2 separate regions of the Homo sapiens genome follow, and region 1 is linked to region 2. The links are chromatin contacts, found by Hi-C or POLR2A ChIA-PET in ENCODE. All regions are on one chromosome and are shown on one strand. The core of a region is the stretch at or near the end of the contact, and the rest is flanking DNA. Distances in the headings are between cores, read along the strand shown. Region 1 overlaps ITPR1 (inositol 1,4,5-trisphosphate receptor type 1). Region 2 overlaps ITPR1 (inositol 1,4,5-trisphosphate receptor type 1).

What was found. Hi-C counts contacts between places; a loop is a spot of excess contacts on that map. ChIA-PET counts read pairs that join two places held with the same protein, here RNA polymerase II (POLR2A). Pooled maps may share reads with other maps.
Region 1: a loop to region 2 is called in a pooled map, with 5 times the contacts of the local background. The contact joins two enhancer-like sites. A Hi-C loop is called at or near these places in 18 of 168 maps with a recorded cell type or tissue (Caco-2, Calu3, HCT116 and 12 more) and 14 of 50 pooled maps. POLR2A ChIA-PET finds 5 or more read pairs at or near these places in 3 of 52 experiments (H1, HEK293 and WTC11).

What each region holds. Positions count from the first base shown.
Region 1 is chr3:4,718,371-4,725,304 of GRCh38, reverse strand. The region is part of intron 40 of ITPR1 (inositol 1,4,5-trisphosphate receptor type 1); the gene reads right to left. Among named protein-coding and RNA genes, the nearest start is that of EGOT, 30 kb to the left of the region's middle. RefSeq lists an enhancer at 5,891-6,391. Within about 2 kb of position 4,409, at least 24 of the 41 ENCODE cell types and tissues checked have a DNase peak (open chromatin) inside an H3K27ac peak, as active enhancers do; they include heart right ventricle, where a contact is called at or near this core.
Region 2 is chr3:4,651,620-4,658,013 of GRCh38, reverse strand. ITPR1 (inositol 1,4,5-trisphosphate receptor type 1) reads right to left here. Exons shown (of 62, transcript NM_001378452.1): 11 at 5,796-5,891; 12 at 4,128-4,172. Among named protein-coding and RNA genes, the nearest start is that of EGOT, 97 kb to the left of the region's middle. Within about 2 kb of position 1,858, at least 4 of the 41 ENCODE cell types and tissues checked have a DNase peak (open chromatin) inside an H3K27ac peak, as active enhancers do; they include heart right ventricle, where a contact is called at or near this core.

The sequences.
Region 1 (6,934 bases), core at 3,160-5,659, 65 kb before region 2:
ATAAGAAAGAAACAAAAAAAGTCTACCACTAACCAAGGAGGAATGATGCTTTAAAACAAAGCAAGTGACAGGAAAAACCACAGCACATCCTTGTCTCAGTCCACCGAGACAAGGAAAGCAATAGTATGCGTGTCCACGGAGGCTCTCAGGGGAGCAGGGGTAGTGATGAAAGCAGGGGCCCAAGGCTTGGGAAAGTTCCACGTGCCACATGTCTCCTGTGGGTTTAGGCTTTCTCCCATGTCTCTCCATTCTCCACATCCTGTCCTACAGCAGAGAAGAAGACCTAGGCTCCAGCTTGGGCTTAGGGGATGCAGTCTCCCTGCTCCAGTGTCTCTGGGAGAAACAAGGTTTCCTGCACTCAGGGTTACTTTGGAGATGAGTTTCCCACCCCATGCGTTTCCCTTGAGGGCTTCATGGTCTGGGTTTCCTGGCCCCATCCCAGCCATGCCACACAGATACCACCCTCCCCCTTGATTTAATAATTTCCAGCCCATGGATGAGCAACAAAAGGATGCCTCGAAAGGACATGCAGGTGAGGGGGAAGGGGTGAGAGGGCATGCAGGGGCTACACAAAGGTGTGCCTGGAGAAAAGTCCACCGCTCCATCTGCAGACAGTGCCGTGAATCTGCCCTCCAAAAGGACATGTGCCTGGAGCAGAGAAGAGATGTCAGATGGAACTGCCAGACCCCACCTGGGCATCTCGGGACCAAAGTCACACACCAGCGGTGTGACTAGTGTGAGGTGTAGTCTGAGGCCACGAGACAAACCCGAGGCTCACGCTGCAACTATGTGACCTTGGCCTCTAACAGGGCTCCAGCACACTCACCTCAGGGCCAGAAGGTGGCTGTCAGGTGGCAGGCCAGGGCTGGTGTTGAAAGCATGAGATGAGTGACACTACGAAATCTGGTGGTGTCTTCGTCCAGCTCAACATTACCCTTTTGATAGTTTGATCCCCAAGAGGGAAGAAAGCCTCTTAATATAGGGCTGCTATATTATGTAATCTAATGATTTCTGTCTTTTGTCTATTTCCCAACAGAGAAAATGAAAGAAAGATCCAGGGCATTAAACTACTTCGGCAAAGACAACAAGGGTTGCTCACTCAATTCTGGACAGACGACCTTTCCTGCATGAGTCCAACTCCACTAATCTCAGGGAGAAAACTTCCCTCTGAAGCATGCAGCCTCCTGCTCGGGGTGGGGAGGGACAGTGCTGGTGGTAGGAAGGACATGAGTGGGGAAGGAAAGTAAAAGCAGAGCACAGGTAAAGGTATTTTCAAAATGATAGAAAGATCACAATCCAAGAATGCATTTTTAACTCTACCCTTACATTCTGTATGCTAAAGAATTAAAACTGTGTAAACATTTTTGCTATCTTCCCTTAGTGCAAAAAGAACATATGAGAAAAAGCAGAATTAAAGCAATTTCCCATGCATTTTAGAGCAGACAGAGATATAGACAGAAGTATTATATTCTACTATTTGCATGGGAAACCCTCCCACTACAGCATCCTTTATACTGATCCAATATGATCAGAACAAAAGAATTATAGGCATGGATTCACCATAGGAATGCACGGAGCTACCCTCTTACCCCTTTGCCAATCAAAACAAAAGCAAAAGAAAATAAAGATGGAACTAGTATGTCGTCTGTTTGAATTCTCTTGCCTGTGCTCTCTTTGTCCAGAGAAGCATCTTGAATTCTTTCAGAATAGAAATAGGTAGTATATATCTATTTCTTAATCACCCGGCAGGGATTATGTTTTATGATTGTACTGACACACTATTTCCTCTGTTAAACTGCTGTCATGCTTGTTCTAAAATTAGTTTAATTAATTCTTAAAACAAAAATTAAATTTAAATTAATAACTGTCTTTTCCCTTGAAAATTTTACGAAGCCGTTTGAGAAAACAGAGGATGCTTTGCATCTTCAAGAATCGTGTCTAACCAGAAAAACACTTTTCAATGTGATCCCTTCGTGGAATAGACTGGAAAACCCCAGAGCACTGCATGAGCATCCTGTGACTATGGCTCATCCAGGGTTTAGCTCTGGCTCTCTGTGTGGCCCTGAGCCAGTCACTGAACCTCTCTGGGCATCCACTTCCTGACCTACTCAAGGAGGACAAAGCAAATATTCTTTTTTTGTGTGTCTGTCTGTTTTTGTGATGGAGTCTTGCTCTGTCTCCCAGGCTGAAGTGCAGTGGCATGATCTCGGCTCACTGCAACCTCCGCCTCCAGGGTTCAAGCGATTCTCCTGCCTCAGCCTCCTGAGTAGCTGGGACTACAGGCATGCACCACCACACCCAGCTAATTTTGTATTTTTAGTAGAGACATGGTTTCACCATGTGGGCCTGGCTGATCTCGAACTCCTGACCTCAAGTGATCCGCCTGCCTCGGGCTCCCAAAGTGCTGGGATTACAGGTGTGAGTCACCACACATGGCTGCAAATATTCTTTAGGATTCCTTCTAACTAAAATACTAATTAATCCTTGGTTTATTTTCAGTAAATTTCATTTCACAATATCTAGCTGGCAAGTTCCCTAAATAATCCAACCCATGGGCCAGGCATGGAAGGGGCCAGGCCATACATGGTATCTAAGTCGGTAAAACCACCCATAGCCTATACTAGCACTTCCTTCTAATGCGGATGTTGGCTATGTTTCCTTGAGGATAAGGTTATTTTATGGCAATAAGCTGTAATTTCAATAAATATAAGCATATTAATAGGATATATATGTTCAAATAAGATCTGTATAAATACAATGTATAATACCCCAAGGAAAAGATAATGTTTAGTAAATGAATAAATGGAATTATATTTTTATTGTCACGTTTTTTACATGAAAGGTGAAGCCCTCATTGAACATGTGTTTAGGGGGAACATTTTGAGGGCACGGGCTCTCTGAAATTCCCATGTTCTGTATTCCTGCTTAGTCCCAGGACCAGTCACTGCGTTCAGGCGCTGGCACCTCCAGTCAAGGCCAATCTCACACATCAGCAGGCGATTCATAGTGATCTGATGTGCTCTGGTTTTGAACTGAGAAACCAACTAGTGCCCTCTACTGCCTCTTCATATTTACTCTGCAATCTTGTCTTCCCAGTGTTTTTAGGCGAGGTGAGCAAAACCTAACTTAATAGAAAAATGACTCCCAATGAATGGCTTTGAAATAGAAATTCAAACTGCACCTCAAGTCACTGAATCTTAAGTGTCCTTCCTGGATGAGGCCACGAATCAGGCCCTCATTATGGTACCTTGGGTAGTAACTGAATATATGCATATGCGACACTGATCTACTCACTTGCAACACATAATGTACCCAGCATTTTATCAAGGGACAAATTTCTACTACAAATGAAAGAAATTATACTTTATCATTCTTAAATGAAAAGGAGCACACAGACTTCCTAAGGTGACTATTTCTGGTGTCTGCACAACAGCACCCACGCACATCCATCCATCCGCTTCATGTGTGCCTATCACAGACCAGCACAGATCGCGGCCTGCAAATACCCTTTGTTTTCTACTGCCCTCAGCAGTAATCCCCTTCCTACCCTGGGGCTTCTAGAATTTTCCTTTGAAATGGGATGTCTCTTTCTATGACTAACCTGATAGAAACCGAATGCAATTCAAAAAATGTAACTGTACCGTAGATCTAGTTATCAGCAAATCAAAGACAATTTGTATCTCCAGCCGCTCGAATCAGTCTTCAGAGTTCCTTTCCACTCACTCATAACCTCAGAGGAGACCAACAGTGAACAGGCTTGCAAATATGTTTGCTGGGCCCGATCCTGCATCAGCCTCTGAAAACCCACACTAAGAAAACAGAAAGCTTTAAAGAAAATTGAGCTAAAATAGAAGTTATCTAGCATTTCAGTAGAACAACTTTAAATCTTCCTATCTGCTGAGACAACTATCTTTACTAACTCTATTTGTTTTTAGAAACAGAACTAAGCAAAAATTATTTAGCTCCAACAATGTGGTTTCACCTACAGTTTATAGGACAAGCTCATCAGAACCCAATAGCAAAGTTCATTTTTTAAAAACACATTCTGACATGACCAAATTATACAACTTCAGTCATTACGGAATAATCTCAGTGATATGCATATATATATATATATATATATATATATATACACGCACACACACGTATCTACACACAGACATATATAAATATATATAAATATATATATATATATATCCCTCCACTGACTTTGCAATAGGTTCTGTATGTTCTGAGTTGAGTTTGCTCTGTGGTTGCCAGTGTCTAACAGTAAACAGCCCCACTGCATTTATTGGCAATTACTGCTGAAGGTCACACATCAGCAGTGAGCCTAAATTCCAGGAAAAAAAGCAGCTCTTATGTAACTGCTGCCTGAACACTGGCAGGTACCCAACCCAGCAGTTCACAGCAATGTAAAAAGTAGGACATCTCCACCCTGGGTTGGGCGTCATGAGAACGCCCCCTGAAGGTGAAATTTAATCACTCTTTGTTTCTCCTGTTTCCCCCTCTACCTCGAATTTTACAATGGCATCTTTTGCCGGCAGAAGCAGCTCAAGTAGGAGAAGTCGAGGAGTTAACATATGCAGGCTGCAGCCGCCCTGAGTAGCTGGAATGTGAATTTAGCTTTTTTGTTGCAATGCAGGAGGGCAAAGTTGCTAGCTGGCACCAATGGCTCCAGAGATTCCACAGTTCCAAGGAGGCAGTGATTCAGTGGGAATCACATCTCAAATACGTAGAAACAGACACGTCCACTGAACCACAGTACCTGCTTTCTAAACACACCAATCCCTTCTACAGACACATCTATGAAAACTAGGTGGACTACTGTTCTGCTCACCACCTCGGGAGTACTTCGCTGGAACTATCCGTTTGATTAGTGCAGCACTTTAAAGCATAGGAAAGCAATTCACATGATTACCTGTTGGGGCCACTCACCTGTCATCACCTGATCTCCTAAGCCGCTACCTGGCCTCCCTGCTTAGGTAGAAGTCCCCGGATTCCATGAGCTTCTCCTTTCTAATGTGTCTCACAGCTGAGAGCTGTCATCTTGCATGAATCTGTATTATTGTCCCTTTGCCCCCCACAAAACTGTAATCTCCAGAATGGCAGACACTGTGCCCATTTGGGGCACCACTGTATCCAAATCCCCCTGGACGTAACAGGCACTCAAATATTAGTCATATAAATGAATGTCTTTAGCACCAGCTGTTAACTCTTTCAAGCCAAGAATGGCTAGAGGAGGGAACTTTCTGGGATGATGGAAACATTCTGTGTCTTGATTTAGGTGGCGGCTACACAGGTGTACACATGTGTAACAATTCACCCAGCTCTGAGCGGAAGGTACAACAACATGAGGAGTTTCTCTCTCTCCTCCACCCCATCTGTCCCCCTGCCCCAGCCCCAGGGGATTAAGAAAAATCAGGGGGTAAGGATGGAGACCCTGCCTCTTTGCTTGCCAAAAAACAAACAACCCCTCCTCTTCCTGGTTTCAAACAAAATTTTATTCTAGAATGCAGCGGGGAAGACCCCATACCATGCGCTTTTCTTGCAGGAAATCTACACCTGTGTCCTCATTTCACCCTGTTTTCTCAGAGCACTGACAGGGCCTCAGTAGGCATTGTACTTTTTATCAAGTCATTAATTGCACATCAAGTGGCCTTTATGATCAAAGCATGGCGTCCCTTCCTCAGTGGGCCACTGGGCAGGCCCTACACAGCCTTGGGGCTCTTCCCCACCACATTTAGACTTTGGAACATGGGTACGCAGTTCAGATGTGAGGCCCTGCCTTAATCCCGGGCCAGCACGAATTCTCATTAAGCTTCTGCAGAACTCCAGCTGTGGGCTGCAGGTTTCCAGGAGTACACACCGGCAAACGACTTGGTGGGGGAGAAACCACAGGAGCTGTGGTAGCTTCCAGAACGGCATCAATTATAAAGGCCAAGGAGGCATCTCCGCTGAGAGGGCCAGATCCACCAGCCTGAGGGGCTGGGGACAGGGCATCGGTGTCCCAGCGCTGGCAGTTGCCAGGGGAACAACGCAGAAGGGGATCCACAGTTGCTTCTTCAGGGAATTTTCAAAGAATCTGAGTGGCTGCCAGAACATTCCTCTTTTATAAACAGACAGTATTCTATTTCCTAGAGTATAATTACAAACACACCTGCTCCAACTGTGGAATCTTTCCATAAGTGAGCAATAAACTCCCAGCCAGGAGACCCAAGTTCTATCTTGAGCAAGCAAACACATCAACTGATTACTATGGGGCAAAACAGTGTATTAATAACACCACAGACTCTGATTAGGGAAGGTTTTCCTTTCCCGACTTCATTTGTACTTAAGCAAATAGAAACTCAACCTCAATATTTCAGAGGAAAAATTTAAATCAGTGAGGCATTTACAACTCTACGTAGAAACAAGAGTCTTAAAGGGTGCCAACATCAAATTCAGCATAGAAGTGATTTTTCTGGCATATAAATAACCCGGAAGAAGGAATGCTAAACAGGAAACGGCAAAATTCCCTGCAGTTAACGGCAGTTAATTAAGTTGGTGCACTCCCTTTTGTTTTTCTCACCTTCTAGTCTTCCCAGAAGGCATGGCCCTCTCACCTGCTCCCGTCTAATTAATATAAGGAAAAATCTGTGCTTATGGAATTGACTGTGGTAGAACAGTAAGCACATCAGGAAAGCCAGCCACGTGTTTGTCCTGATTTAGTCACTGTCTAGCTGTGTGAGCTAGGACCAGTCACTTAGCCTCTCTGAGCTCCATTCCGGAGGCAACTGTGCCAAATTCAACATAAGCACTCATGCTGCTTTCTGTTTCAAGCTGGTAATTCAAACCCTCCTTAGGGATATCTGAACCATTTCTTAGTATTCCTGAAATTACGGTGTATTAATTAGAGTAGATACTAGAGTAGACAGCATGTTCTATTTGGTAGCTC
Region 2 (6,394 bases), core at 609-3,108:
GTTGGCAGGAAAAGGACCACAGTTACAGAGCAGTCCTAAAAGATGACAACTGGCCATGCAGCCAGGGATATTTACGCTCTACCTCTTTGTGTTGCAATAAAAATGTTCCAGCCGGGCACGGTGGCTCACACCTGTAATCCCAGCACTTGGGGAGGCCAAGGCAGGTGGATCACGAGGTCTGGAGTTCAAGACCAGCCTGGCCAAGATAATGAAACCCCGTCTCTACTAAAGATACAAAAAATTAGCCCAGGCTGGCTGCAGTGGCTCAAACCTGTAATCCCAGCACTTTGGGAGGGCCAAGGCAGGCAGATCACCTCAGTTCGGGAGTTCAAGACCAGCCTGACCAATATAAACCCCGTCAATACTAAAAATACAAAAATTAGCTGGGCGTGGTGGCAGGCGCCTGTAATCCCAGCTACTTGGGAAGCTGAAACAGAAGAATCACTTGAACCTGGGCGGCAGAAGTTGCAGTGAGCTGAGATCGCGCCACCGCATTTCAGCCTAGACGACAGAGTGAGACTCTGTCTCAAAAAAAAAAAAAAAATCTTTCAAAAACGTGCAGTTACACTAAGAGATGACCGTGGAAGGAGTGCTCCAGATGATTAAAAAAAAAAAACAAAAAAAAAACTCTAGGTACATCCATCCGCAGGAGCTAGGGGAGAGGGGATGTTGAGGAAACTCATCCTGCAGATTTGGTTGTGGGCAGCTGGATTCATCTACAGTGATAATTGTCTACTCACAATATGATATAGCAACTTCCCAGGAGAAAAACTAAAACAAAATAAACCTGAATCCAAGTGTTCGTAAGCAGCAACCCCAACGCAGCCAAAAGAAATATTTGAGAAGTCAGCGTAGCCCTGAAAAAGATGTCCAGCATTAATTGAGAGGGCTGCTGATGACAGGTCAGGGAAGACGGGCCTCTCCTGAGACATCAGGGATTTGGCTGAGAGCGAAGAAAATCTCTGATAGCGAAGGCTGAGGAACAATGATGAAAACTTTCCTGAGAAACTAAAAAAGCATATTCTAGGCTCCAAAGCCCATCTGCCTACAGATATTCAAGGAGGGGGCTTAGACAAGGAGTCTGCTCAGAAGAGACTGGCCAGCTCGCGCTCAGCCCGGCAACTCTACATCGCGTGATTTTCCATGTCTAACATCCTTGCAGGATGACAGCCTCCACCTGCATCTATTGAGGAAGCACATTTTCTTTGTCACTACAGCCTGCTTTTCTTAGGCTGAAGCTCTGCCCCCTTTCCAGACAGAGAGGAAGGAGACTTCACCAGGAAAACAAAAGAATCAAGAAACGGAAATCAAATCAAAGGCAAAGGAGAGAGCCTGGGAGAATCTAACTCTTACGGGGCCTGAAATGCAGGAGCACAGGGCAATAGCCTGTTAGTTCAGCTGCGGCCCCCAACCTCTATGTGTGTTTTTTTAAAAAAGGTTCTTTTAATATCCAAAACCTGTATCTCTTCCCTTTCTCACAATTTCTCCTCTAATTGCTCATCCCTTTACTTGCACAAACCCCAGACCCTTTATTCTATCTACGCTAAAGGAAGAATTACCTGGACAGTGACAGAACACTTCTACAACTGCAGTTTAGGAGTAAGAACTTTGAGCAACATTTGTTCTCTCCGAACCATCTGGCATATTACTCCACATGCCACTTTCAAAATAAACTCTGACCTGGCTATGGTTTGAGACACAGGACTCAGCTACAGGCTGGCAGTTAAGTTTCAGAGACCTGTGGGAGTTGAGAGGAAAATCACAATTGCATTACGTCCACTGTGTCTGGAAAAGTGACTGAGAGGCAGCGTCCTGACATCCTTTCATTGTGCAGTCGGCGCTTGCCACCTAGTGGAAAGAAAGGCACATGTGCAGAAGCCTGGCAGAGGAGCGGGAGCCTCTGGTGGTCCTTTTTCTCCCTCTGGCACCAAGCAAGTGTCTTCAGGGTGCTGAATTTAGAAGGACGAGCACAACAAAGCCAAGTGAGGTCCGAGGCAAAAACCACAGGCACTGAAGCTGTTCTTAGGGAAACCAATCAACTCAAAAAAATTCGAGGTTTTCCATCCAAGTTTCCAAACCAAGAAGAGTATGAGGGGGGTGGGGTCCTCCCAGTACTAACACCTTGCCACCGGGCAGATCTGTGCTGTTGGCCGTGTGGGCGTCGGGTAAGATCCCCTCTCCATGCACCCCTCCTCTGCAAGCAGCCCACCCCCAATCAACATCGAAGTAGCCAGAGTGATGCAGTCTAGATCTGCACCCAAGGCTGCTGGCACATCCGCCTCTCTGACGCCAAAAAGCACGAAAACGTCAAAAGACCACTGAACTCTGAGGGAGCCTGAGATGGGGGATGAGTCTGGACCACTCTCAACGGCTGCTTCCTCCTCTGTACCAGGAAGATCCTAAAACCCACCCTAACTCCTTTTATACACTGCTGTGCAGCCCAGACAACCTGGTGGACGCAAAGGCACTAAAAATGCTAATGATCTGGGAGAACCTGAAAAATGCCACTTGTATAGATGAAGGAATTGAGGCTCAGAGAGGGCAAGTAACTTGTCCAAGGTCACACAGCAGCTCATAAATGGTAGGTCTGGTATTTAAACTGCACTCTTCCTCCTGCACCATAAATGCCAGTCTTCCCTCCTGTACCAGGAGGCCAGGAGAGCAGCCCTCTACCCGCCAGAGCACAAAGTTCACTTGGACATCAGCGCTCACCGAAAGGATCCACAGCTTGCCTAATCTCAGAGGTAAGATTTCCTCCATGTCACCACAGACGGCAGCATGGAGACCACCAGATGTTGGCCACACAGAGGCAGCTCCTTCTCTTGAAATAAAGAAGGTGCAAGGACAAGAACCATCCTGTGAAACATGACGTCCCTCCCAGTCCAAGTGTTCAAACAATAACAACATGAACATGATGCAGAGAAGTTTTACCACAGAGTTCCTCATGCACTGACAGAGGGTTAAACTGGGTCAGGGTTTTCCAAGCCATATTAACTGTGGAAGCAAAGCTTTCAAAATGGACTCTAGAAATAGGGGTGACAAGGATGAAAAAAAGGAAGGTGAGCCTCGGGTACCCCAGTAAGGAGCACAAAAGGGAGGAGAGGCTCCCCAGCAAATCCACAAACCCACAGCAGGAAGGCCTCAGTCAGAGTGTCTTTCAAAGCCAACATTTCACCAAGACATAACTAGAAGGATAACCATAACAGCAGAATTCACAACACTTTCCAAGGACAATTACAATTTGAATTCCCTTCACCCAATTCCCTTCATTAAAGTGCCTTAAGAAAATCCCTCCATTTCTTTTTCAAAATCTTGCCAAAAAAAGAAAGAAACACCCTCAATACCACCTTCCATGCCCACTGCTGAGATCATCGTGTAGACACACATGTCAGACACAGGAGCAACTGTTTCAATCCTAGACCAGAATCAAGCACTCCACAAGAAAACTGTCTTACTTATACCCACCCTTTCCATGTAACACAACCGCTGCCTTCTTCAACCCATAAATGTGGACACCTGAAGTCCAAAGTGTCTACGTATCAGCATTACTTGGCGATATGGTCTCCAGAGAAAGAGCCATTTTGCACTTAAAATTCTAAACCATCCTATACACTAAAGCCTATTTCTGACCTTGCAGAAATCAAGGACGGATTAGCTGAGTATCTAATCACACGCCAGGTGCACTAAGCCTCATGTGTTACCTCCATAGCCTCAGTAACACTATCCACCTCACATACTTACTCCCTGAAAAAGCTGTGTGAGTCATGGATTGAGGTCAACAGCAATAAGGCAATTGGTTTGAAAAGACCATCTTCCATATGAGGTGTCACTGTCTCCAACCCTAGGAGTCTTCCAAGTGATACCATGAACTTCTCCAACTTAGAAATGGAGACCCCGTTACTACACATGGAAATACCATCATCAACAACAGTCCCTGGACCAATCGAGACACAAAGGACTATGGTCCCTCTCAAGGGAAGCACAGAACATGATCGTGTTTTAAGGGAGCCTAAGGTTCCTCCTTCCCCAGCACTCCGTGACCACAGTGACAGTTTCTTAAATGGAGCTCCAGATCATTTGGCCGCACCCTACCAGATGAAGACAAGAAGGCTCTTGTCCATACTTACTGAGGGCTGAAACTCCAGGCATTCTTCCTCAAAGTCAGGGTCTACCTGATGAAAAAGAATCATTAGGAAATTAAAACATCCATTGCTTTCTTAAGGACTGGGCCCCACTTGCAGGAGACTTCAAGGCCTGCAAACATCCTTGAACAGCTAAGAACTTGTCCATTCCCTCTGTTCACAAAACCAGCATGCCACGACAATGATACAGGTCACATGGGTACAGCACACATGGAACATCCACCAGTCACCAAGAGACGGCTCTCAAGTATAGACAGAGGAAGACAATGAATTCACTGGCAAAGCAATAGTTAAAAGCCTGAGATGAATAAAAGATCAATACACAGTCACTGATAATCCTATTTTTAGCTAAAAATAAAAAATGTAGGCCTCCAGCAAGAGCTACATTAGCTTCAAAACATGACAGATAATGCCACCACCATTAGTCTTCAGGAAACCACATAAATCATCTCTCACAGCTGATTAGCTGGGTCTGTAATTCCCTATGGCTTTATCTCAAATTTGAACTTGGAGTTCTTGATCTTCAGTTCTTAAATATATCAAAATCATCACTTCATGTATTAGGCACCGTGGGGGGCTGAGCACACTTAAGAGCCAGCCTTCCTCGGGTCAGGCACAGGAGCAGTGCTGACACCCACCATCACCTTGGAAATCTCTCAGTAGTCTCATGGGTGGTCCCAGACAACAGTGGGGGTCTTTTGATGCACGACTAGAATCTGATAGAAATATGCATCATACATCTCCCAGCAGATCAGAGTAAAGCTCGACATGTCACACAGTAGGATGGCTGCTTCATTTGATACAAAAATTAAAAGGTAAATTCCTCCTGTCCTTCAGCATTGAGTCTTTCGTCTCCTCAAAAACTCTTCACAGACATTTTTTTTGAGACAGAGTCTCATTCTGTCACCCAAGCTGGACTGCAGTGGTGCGATCTCGGGTCACTGCAACCTCTGCCTCCCGTGTTCAAGCGATTCTCCTGCTTCACCCTCCCAAGTAGCTGGGACTACAGGCGTGCACCACCACACCTGGCTAATTTTTGTAGAGACGGGGTTTCACCATTTTGGCCAGGCTGATATTGAACTCCTCAGCCTCCCAAAGTGCTGGGATTATAGGTGTGAGCCACTGTGCCTGGCCCCTTCACAGACATTTAAGGTAAAGTTAATTTCCGTGATTTTTGACATTCCTACAAGTAAAAGATAAGCCACTGTCTATTCCACTAATGCTCTGAGTAGCCAAATTTCTTTATAAGATTATCTAATTCCTTATACGTCTTAGTGCTTCCGGTTCCACATATCATGTTTCTGCTGCAGCCTCAGTCGCTCATGCTAGGTGTGGGGCTGGTAGACAAGACGTGGGGAGGGTCGTATATAAAAGCGAAATGGAAAATAATACCGAAAACCTAGATCGGCATGATCTTCTAACTTACTTTCTCCCCACATCTTGATCAGCATCCCTGTCACCTACCAAAATGTGGTAATCATTTTTGAGTCTTCTAGGAAAATGAATCAGAAGGAAACAGAAAAACAGGAGGAAAAGCAAGGTGACTGAGTGTATTTCCCTAAGCCTTTTACAACACGACGGCTACAGGCGAATGAGGAAAGGCGGTGAGGTGCGTCAGCCTTGAAAGAGAAAACCACAGGAGCTGCTACTTACCTCTGCTGCCAAGTAATGCCCCGTGGCCAGATGCTTGAAACGGAAAAGGCTGTTCCAATACCCTGCTCCGCCCCGACATGGGTCATGCTGGACCACCTGCAAGAATGATCAACAGGAGTCAATGAAATGTCAACCTACACTAGGAAGACATTAAATCGGAGGTATCACAAGTCATAGTTCAGGAGGGATGTTTATAAGCTAGAAAAAGAAAATCAGCATCTTCAACAAACCCATTGCCAGTGTCACGTGTAGCATCCAAACTGAAAAGTAAGCAGTGTCTCTCCAAAGAAGGCATCGAGTCTCCTAGTTAACATACAATGGTTGGAATAAAAACTTCAGTGGTTTTCAGGTTATTTGCCTTAGCCATAATGAAGTAGCAGATTCTGAAATTTACCTACCAAAAGCACAGCCAATAAAAAGGACTTTCGTGGAGAACTGTCAAAGCAATCTACGCATGTACTCATGTGCTAGAACACACACGCAGGCCTGTGCTCTGAAATGTGAAACTCAGAGCCGGGGCCAATGTATCAGAAAAATAAATGTCACATCAGCTTCTGGCCATGACAGAGTTAACTAGCAGTGGTAGTTGGTGCCATAAA